Regions from separate parts of the Homo sapiens genome. Here region 1 is linked to region 2. A link is an interaction called in ENCODE POLR2A ChIA-PET data of the cell type or tissue named here. Cell type or tissue: MCF 10A. All regions are shown on one strand.

What was found. Peaks named below come from ENCODE experiments on the same cell type or tissue, not always from the same donor. Only the 100,000 strongest peaks of a DNase experiment are listed, where the experiment ranks them.
Region 1: POLR2A ChIA-PET joins it to region 2 with 6 read pairs; 2 of 35 experiments call an interaction of 5 or more read pairs at or near these places.

What each region holds. Positions count from the first base shown.
Region 1 is chr10:70,603,122-70,607,121 of GRCh38, reverse strand. No RefSeq gene overlaps it. Among named protein-coding and RNA genes, the nearest start is that of PRF1, 2.4 kb to the right of the region's middle. In MCF 10A, no CTCF peak of the experiment used is centred here; no DNase peak of the experiment used is centred here.
Region 2 is chr10:70,773,184-70,777,183 of GRCh38, reverse strand. It overlaps TBATA (thymus, brain and testes associated), which reads left to right. Exons shown (of 11, transcript NM_001318241.2): 7 at 1-31; 8 at 1,914-1,995; 9 at 2,827-2,971. Among named protein-coding and RNA genes, the nearest start is that of TBATA, 10 kb to the left of the region's middle. RefSeq lists a silencer at 656-837 and an enhancer at 106-933. In MCF 10A, no CTCF peak of the experiment used is centred here; a DNase peak (open chromatin) is centred at 1,933.

The DNA of each region.
Region 1 (4,000 bases), 170 kb after region 2:
AAGATCAAAGTACCAGCAGACGTGGTATCTGGTGAAAGTTTGCTCTCTGCTCCACAGACGGTGCCTGTTGCTGTGACCTCATATGGTGGAAGGGCAGAAGAGCAAGAAGGTACAAACAGACTCCCTCAAGCCCTTTTATAAGGGCACTAATCCCATTCATGAAGGCAGAACCCTCATGACCTAATTACCTCCTAAAGGCCCCACTCCTTAATACTATTGCATTGAGGATTAAGTTTCAACATGAATCTTGGAGGGACATGAACATTCCAAGATAGCAAGATTTATGGCACTGTTCTATCTAAAGCAGGTATTTTATAACCTAAAAAAATCAAAACCATATACGATATCCACATGCAAAAGAATGAAGTTGGACCCCTTTCCATACACAAAAATTAACTCCAAATGGATAATAGACCTAAATATAAGAGCTAAAACTATAAAACTCTTAGAAGAAAACATAGGAATAAATCTTCATGATCTTGGATTAGGCAGAACCTTCTTAGATATGGCATTAAAAATATAAGCAACAAAAGAAAAAAATAGGTAAATTGAACTTCAACAAAAGTAAAAAAATTTTTTTTTTTTTGAGACAGAGTCTTGCTCTGTCACCCAGGCTGGAGTGCAGTGGCATGATCTCGGCTCACTGTAAGCTCCGCCTCCTGGGTTCATGCCATTCTCCTGCCTCAGCCTCCTGAGTAGCTGGGACTACAGGCGCCCGCCACCACGCCCGGCTAATTTTTTGTATTTTTTTAGTAGAGACGGGGTTTCACTGTGTTAGCCAGGATGGTCTCGATCTCCTGACTTCGTGATCCGCCTGCCTCGGCCTCCCAAAGCGCTGGGATTACAGGCATGAGCCACCCCTCCCGGCCTGTAAAATCTTTTTTTTTTTTTTGAGACAGTGTCTCGATCTGTCACCCAGGCCAGAGTAAAGCGGTGCGATCTTGGCTCATTGCAGCCTCGACCCCTCAGGCTCAAGAAATCCTCCCACCTAAGCCTTCTGAGTAGCTTGGACTACAGGGGTGTGTGTGTGCCACCACTCTCAGCTAATTTTTTTTTTTTTTTCCAGAGACAGGGTCTTGCCATGTTGCCCAGGCTGGTCTCGAACTCCTGGGCTCAAGCAATCCTCGCACCTCAGCCTCCCAAATAGCTGGAACTATTTGGAACTATCCCAAAAAGCAGGCACACATCACCATGCCTGGCTAATTTTTGTATTTTTTGTACAGACAGGGTTTTGCCACATTGCCTAGGTTGGTCTTGAATTCCTGGACTTAAGCGATCCTCCTACCTTGGCCTCCCAAAGTGCTGGCATTACAGATGTGAGCCACCATGCCTGGCCAAAAGTAAAATATTTTTATACTTCAAGGGCACCCTCAAGAAAGTGAAAAGAAAGACAACTGCCAAAATAGGAAAAAATATTTGCAAATTCTATATCTGACAAGGGTCTAGAAGTCAAAACGTAGAAAGAGCTATTACAATTCAACAATAAAAAGACAACTCAGTTCAAAATAGGGGCAAAGGACTTGAATAGACATTTCTCCAAAGAAGGTGTACAAATGGCCAATAAGCATATGGAAAGATGTTCAACTTCATTAGCCACTGGGGAGATCCAAGTCAAAACCACAATGAGGTACGACTTCACACCCACCAGGATGGCTATAATCAAGGTTTGGCAAGGAACTAGTGGAACCTTGGTTTGATTTGGAAAGGAGGAATTAGAACTCTCATAAGCTGCTGGAGAAATGCAAAACAATGCAATCACGTTGGAAAACACTTCCTCAAAAAGTTAAACCTATAGTTACCACATGTCCCAGCAAGTCCACTCCTAGATATATACTCAGGAGAAATGGAAACATATGTCCACACAGTAACCTGTACACAAATGTTCATAACAGCATTATTCATAACAGCTAAAAAGTAGAAACAACCAATAAATCCATCAGTTATGAATGGGTAAACAAATTGTGATATGTCCATATAATATAATATTATTCAGCCATGAAATGGACTAAAGTACTGATACATGCTACAACATGGATGAACCTTGAAAGTATTATGTTAAATGAAACAAGCCAGACACAAAAGGCCACATATGCTATGATTCTTTTTATATGAATTGTCGAAAATGGGAAAATTAACAGAGAGATAAAGTAGATTAGCGTTATGAAGAAATGAGAAATGGCCAGGCACGGTGGCTCACGCCTGTAATCCCAGCACTTTGGGAGGCCAAGGTGGGCTGATCACTTGCAGATCAGGAGTTCAAGACCAGCCTGGCCATCATGGTGAAACCCCGTCTCTACTAAAAATACAAAAAAAAAAAAAAAAAATTAGCCAGGCGTGGTAGCGCATGCCTGTAGTCCCAGCTACTGGGGAGGCTGAGGTGGGAGAATCGCTTGAACCTGGGAGGCAGAGGTTGCAGTAAGCCGAGATCATGCCACTGCACTCCAGTCTGGGTGACAAATCAAGACTTCATCTCAAAAAAAAAAAAAAAAAGAAAAAGAAAAAGAAAAAGAAATGAGAAATGACCACCAGTGGGTATAGGTTTTATTTCTGGAAAGTGATGAAGATGTTCTAAAATTGACTGTAGCGGTGGCTGTACAACTCTGTGAACATACTAAAGCCATTGAATCATATACTTGAAATGGGTGAATTATATGGTATGTGAATTACATCTAAAGATTGTTGTTACTAAAGAAAACCATATACATGGTGTCTGGTGATTGAACAAATTACGCACTTGTTGAAACTTGTGTCTCTGAGGAAAAACTCTGCTTAATGCACATTCAAGTGTCAAGTTTCAGAAGGACAGCTGTCATCAGTTAAACGAGTCAAAAACAGTCATCACCCTCAATGTCATTTCGGCTCTTTAATGGATCCCCTAACAACCACTAGCATCTCTTGGGCATTAGCCACTTCATAAGCCACTTGAAACCTGCCAAGTGTACATTTTATCATTAGCTGGAAGGATGTGTAGAATTCCAAAGTCCTCTCTTTGATTTTATAGGTGAGGAAACTAACGCTCAGAAAGGGGGTTGATATCTATCGCCGTGAGGCATACGGTAAGTTTCTGGTGAAGCTGGGATCAGAACCTGTTTAGACTTTGCCTCTCTTTTCCCGCAGATACTTTGCAGGACTTCTATGTCCCTCAAACCGGCCTTCCTGTCATGGTCAGGAAAGAAACTCCTCACAGCCTCAGCATCCAAGTCAGGCCATGGGTGACAGCTGGAAAGTGATCAGGAGGCTGCAGTTTCTAGAAGAGGGTGGGGACACTGCGGAGAGAAGATGGGGCCAGATTCCGAGAAGACAGCATAAGCCCCTGTTCCTGTAAGAGCAGGGACGGAAGCAGGGACATAAACGCAAGGGATGAGCCCCAAAGTGTGACCCATGAGACATGATGTCACATGTGGTCTGGAGCCTGCGGCCACTTCTTCCCATCATATACACAGTTATGAGAACAAGTTGTGAGAACCACCTCCTCCCTTACCCAGCTGCCCCCACCCCAGAAGCCGTGTGATTTTGCCCCCCAGTGCCCTGTGAGTCACTCCACCCATGGAAACCTCACCCCACCCTGACCTCAAGCAAGGCAGAGTGCAGAAGACATGTCCTCCGGTGCTACCAGACCACTCTCACCAGCACCCACGACCTCAGCAGGGCTGGAGCCAGCGTGGAGGCCACTGGCTGTCCTCACAAAGCGAGGAGCAGGAGCCCCTGTTCGAGGAACATGCTTGGAGTTCGGAGCCTGGGCTAGGGTGGGATGTAGGTTGAGCAGGAAGTGGATGGCAAGATTAGAGCAACATCTCTCTTCTCCCACTCAGGGAGGAGGGAATGGCCACAGGCTCTGACACTCAAGAAGGGCCAGGCACAGTTCCAAGCACTTCACAACAACCCCTAGGGTCTACATGACCTACAATCCCAATTGTTCAGTGAAGAAACTGAGGCACAGTGAGGCTGAAGAACCCTACCAGTCCACACTGCTGGTGCATAACCGAGCTGCCCAAGCCCC
Region 2 (4,000 bases):
GGCTTTCCTCCTTCAGGATCAGGAGCTGCTGGTGAGGGCCCAGTTCTGCTCCCAGGCTCCTGGCTCTCCACATTAGGGGTCTTACAAACCGCTTTAGGGCAAGGCCCCTCCCAGGGATACTGGTGCCTAGGACTGTTAAGAACAGAAAACTCCAGCCCTGTGGAGTCAGCAGCAGGGGCTATGACCCCCTGCTGCCTCTAGGTTTCCATGTGAGTCCTTTCCCCTCCCTGGGCCCTAGTTCCGTGATCTCTCCACTGGAAGCATGAACGCACTGTTGTCGAGGGTCCCTTCCAGCTGTAGCATTTGCTGAGTTAGTGAAGGGAGCTGCAATGGTGGGTTGAAGAAGGAGGTCCTGCCCATCACAGCAGGCCGCACCCCACAGCCTGCATGGCTAGGCCCAGCCTGGTGTCCACACTCAGCGAGGGGCCTGGCTTGTGCTTCAGTGAGCCCAGAGCCCACCTCCTCCATGCTCACGTTTCCCCACTGAGGCCTGAGATGAGTCCATGCCTCATCCCGGTGGGTGAAGGCGTCAGAGGTCCCTGTGAAAATGCACGGATGTCCTCCAAGAAAGGCCAGAGGTAGACCCAGCATTCTGCCACCTTCCTTGTGACCAGCACTGTCAGGCACACACTCCCTCTGAAACCTTACCACAATGCAGCAAAGTGGATAGAGCAGACAGGGTTCAGCACCTCCATGCCACGGATGGGGAGGCCGAGGCCCTGCCAAGTGATAGTCCATGGGCCAGGTCCCCTGAGACGGAGCAGCATAGCCAGGACTAAGGTGCTTTCTCCACCATAGGGCGGCCTCACCTCACCTGGAATTAGGTTCTCAGGTCCTGTGGGGAGGGGGCACAAGGCAGGTAAGTTGGACACAGAGAATGGAGAAGGGCCCAGGGGCAGGTCAGGGTGGGTCAGCACAGCGGGTGGGCATCTGGGGACGAGGGTGGACCCCTAAGCAGGCAGAGGCCTGGGGAGAGGCCCAGCCCAGATTCCACTCTGCTGAGGATGAGGCCGACCTGCTGGGGACCGACGGGCCCCTCCAGGTCCTAGGATGACTGACCGCCAGGAGCTGAGGGGGCCTCACTTTCTTAGGACTCCAGGGCTTCCACCTTTCACCTCAGGCCCCAACTCCAGCCTGCCATAGCTACAGCCACCAGCAGCAGTCTGGCCTAGGGAGCCCCCATAGCCCATCCCAGACACAGCTGGATCTTTTCCTGATGCTAACTGACTGGAGAACGCAGGGGAAAATGAGCCCGGAAGTAGCAAAGATGTCAAAGACTGAGGATGCAGCAAGGAGCCAAGCATGCCCACAGCTCTGCAGGAGGGAGCCGGTGCTGAGCAGTTTGCAGAACCGGCCTGTGCTGCCCCGCCTCAGGCTGCCCTCTGGGCTTCCCCCATCCCTTTTCCAACATCCCCAGACTCTGGGACTTTTAGGGTATGGCTTACCATGGGGTTCCTGAAATCCCCACACCAAGGCCCTGGGCATGTGGGATTTGGTGTGTCTCTGAGGAGCTGACTGGCCAGCTCGGACCTTGGCTTCCCAGTGAGGGGGCCCTAGGGAATAACCAGCCAAGCAGGCTTCAGGGATGTGGGGTCCACAGAACCTTTCGCTGAGGTCGTGTCCTGCCACCAACTACCTGCTAGCATCCCCTCTCAGGGCCTCGGATTCTCCACCCGTCCAGCAGGAAGATTAAGAATCTTCCTCCTGGACTGTTGTGAGACAAAGCCCTCCGTTAAGTGCAAAGCCCAATGTGGAGGAAAAGGCACAGACCCTTGTGGGAACACGTTTAGCCCAGCAGGCGCCTCTGGGAGCCCACTTTGGGGGAAGGGTCTCCTTGGTGCCCTCCAAACCTACATTTGCCTGTACTCCTTGCCTGTACTCCTGGCTGGAATGTGCTGGCCTCCTGCCCACAGGTCCTGGAGCTCCTGTGTCGGATCCTGGAAACAGACTTGCTAAGCGCAATCCAGTTCTGGCTGCTCTACGCTCCGCCCAAGGGTGAGGACACAGCCCCGCAGCACTGTCTCAGTGGAGGCTGCCAAGGTCCTGCCCTTGATCTCTGGTTCTGCAGGACTCAAATGTCCCTCAGCTCCCACCCTGGAGGGGGCCTTCCATGGAGGCCTCTCCTCCACTTTGGAGCCCCAAACTAACCCTTCCCAGCTGGACAGCATCTCTGCTTCCTCCTCCCCAATTCCTCAGCAGGATTTCCTTACCCCTGCTCCTTGGAGGGGACCCCTCTTTCATGCTGACCCCAGGCCTAGGCACCTGGGAGGAAAAAATCCAAAGACTGAACTTAGCAGACACAGCCCCTCACACGTTGCATTGGGAGACCCCCACACACACACAGGTGCAAGTAGATGCACATAAGGCTACTCATGTGTATACACATGAACACAGGAATACACACGCGGACGCACTGGGACAGTGGGTAGGGGGTGCATCTGAGTAGAAGGGTGAGGAGTGATGAGAACCAGGAAGCTAATTGGAGAAGACTTCCTGGACAGGAGAGTGAAGGAGAAGGGGGAGGAGGAAGGCAGGTCCCCAGTAGACTTCCCAGCGTGGGCCCGGGGATATGGTGGGCAGGAGGGCCAGCTGGGGCCAAGAACAAGGCGTACACATCCTCATGTGGCAGGACAGGGATGTGAAAGGGCTAGGGGCTCTGCACACATGGGCCAGGAGAGAAGGGGGAGCTCTCCCGAGGGGACCTGAGGGCAGAAGGTGGGATGCTTAGAGAAAGCTGCCCTGGATGGAGGCCCTGCTTCTGGCCCCGCCACAGGGACAGGAAGGGGGCTGGGGGCTGAGGACACTGCCCCCGGGCTGTGCTTTCAGAAAAAGACCTCGCTCTGGGACTCCTGCAGACAGCAGTGGCTCAGCTCCTTCCCCAGCCCCTAGTCTCCATCCCTACAGAAAAGCTCCTAAGCCAGCTTCCAGAAGTGCATGAACCTCCTCAAGAGAAGCAAGAGCCACCCTGCAGGTGGGCCCCGCACCCCGCCCTGCCCTTCTGCAGCCTTCTGTCCTCCCAGGTGAGGCCAGTGGGACCTGGAGAAGGGAGCCTGGCGCTGACCAGGGTCTGGGCTGACTAAGTCTGTCCTGGAGGCAGAGGCCCAGCCCCTCCCCCAGGGACCTTCTAGTGCTACCCAAGCCACTTCAAGGCCAACACAGCCAGACCAGCCCCCAAACTGCCAGGGCTGGGGACACCCCAAGGGGGCCACCGGAGTCAATTTTAACCAGATAAGGCTGGATTAGCCACACCTAACTCTTCAGAAGCTCTTTGGTCTATGGGAAGACATGAGTAGAGAGAAAATGCTAACACAAGGCAGTGGTTTTATACCAGTACTAAGTGCCCTGATGGCTGGAAGAGAAAGATTAATTACGAACTGGGGGAGGCCTCACAAGGCAGGTGAGTGGAGCCTGAGAGTCAGCAAGGCCACTGAGCAGCGATAAGTTTGCCTGACACCGCTGGGTGTTCCACGTTTTTCTAGTCCATCCAACAACCCACTGAGGCAGTATTAGCTCCATTTTACAGATGGGAAAACTGAGGCTCAGGAACAATAGAATGGCCTACCCAAAGTAACCTGACTGGTCGGCAGAAGGGCTGGGATTCAGTCTTGGACCCGACTGACTCCCAAAGCCAGCAGCACTCAGATTCTCCCCGGGAGCTTGTTAAAAATGCAGACCCCTAAAGATTCTAACATAGCAGGCCGGGGTGAAGCCGGGGGGGCCTGTATTTTTAACAGTCACCTGAGTGTTTCCAACAGAGTTTGGGAAACACTGATAGGAGTGGTAGGATTTGACTGAGCAAATGAAAGCTTGGGAAAAGGTCATCCCGGGAAGTGGGACCAGCCTGGGTGAAGGCATGGAAGTCAGGAAGGTATACAACTGGGGAATGACAAGTTTGAGGTGTCTGGAGCATGGGTGGGCTTGGTGAGAAGAAGCAGGGGTAGGGGTGGACTGAGGTTTCTTGAAGTCATGGGTTCTTGCAAGGCCTTGGACTTGGTGTTCC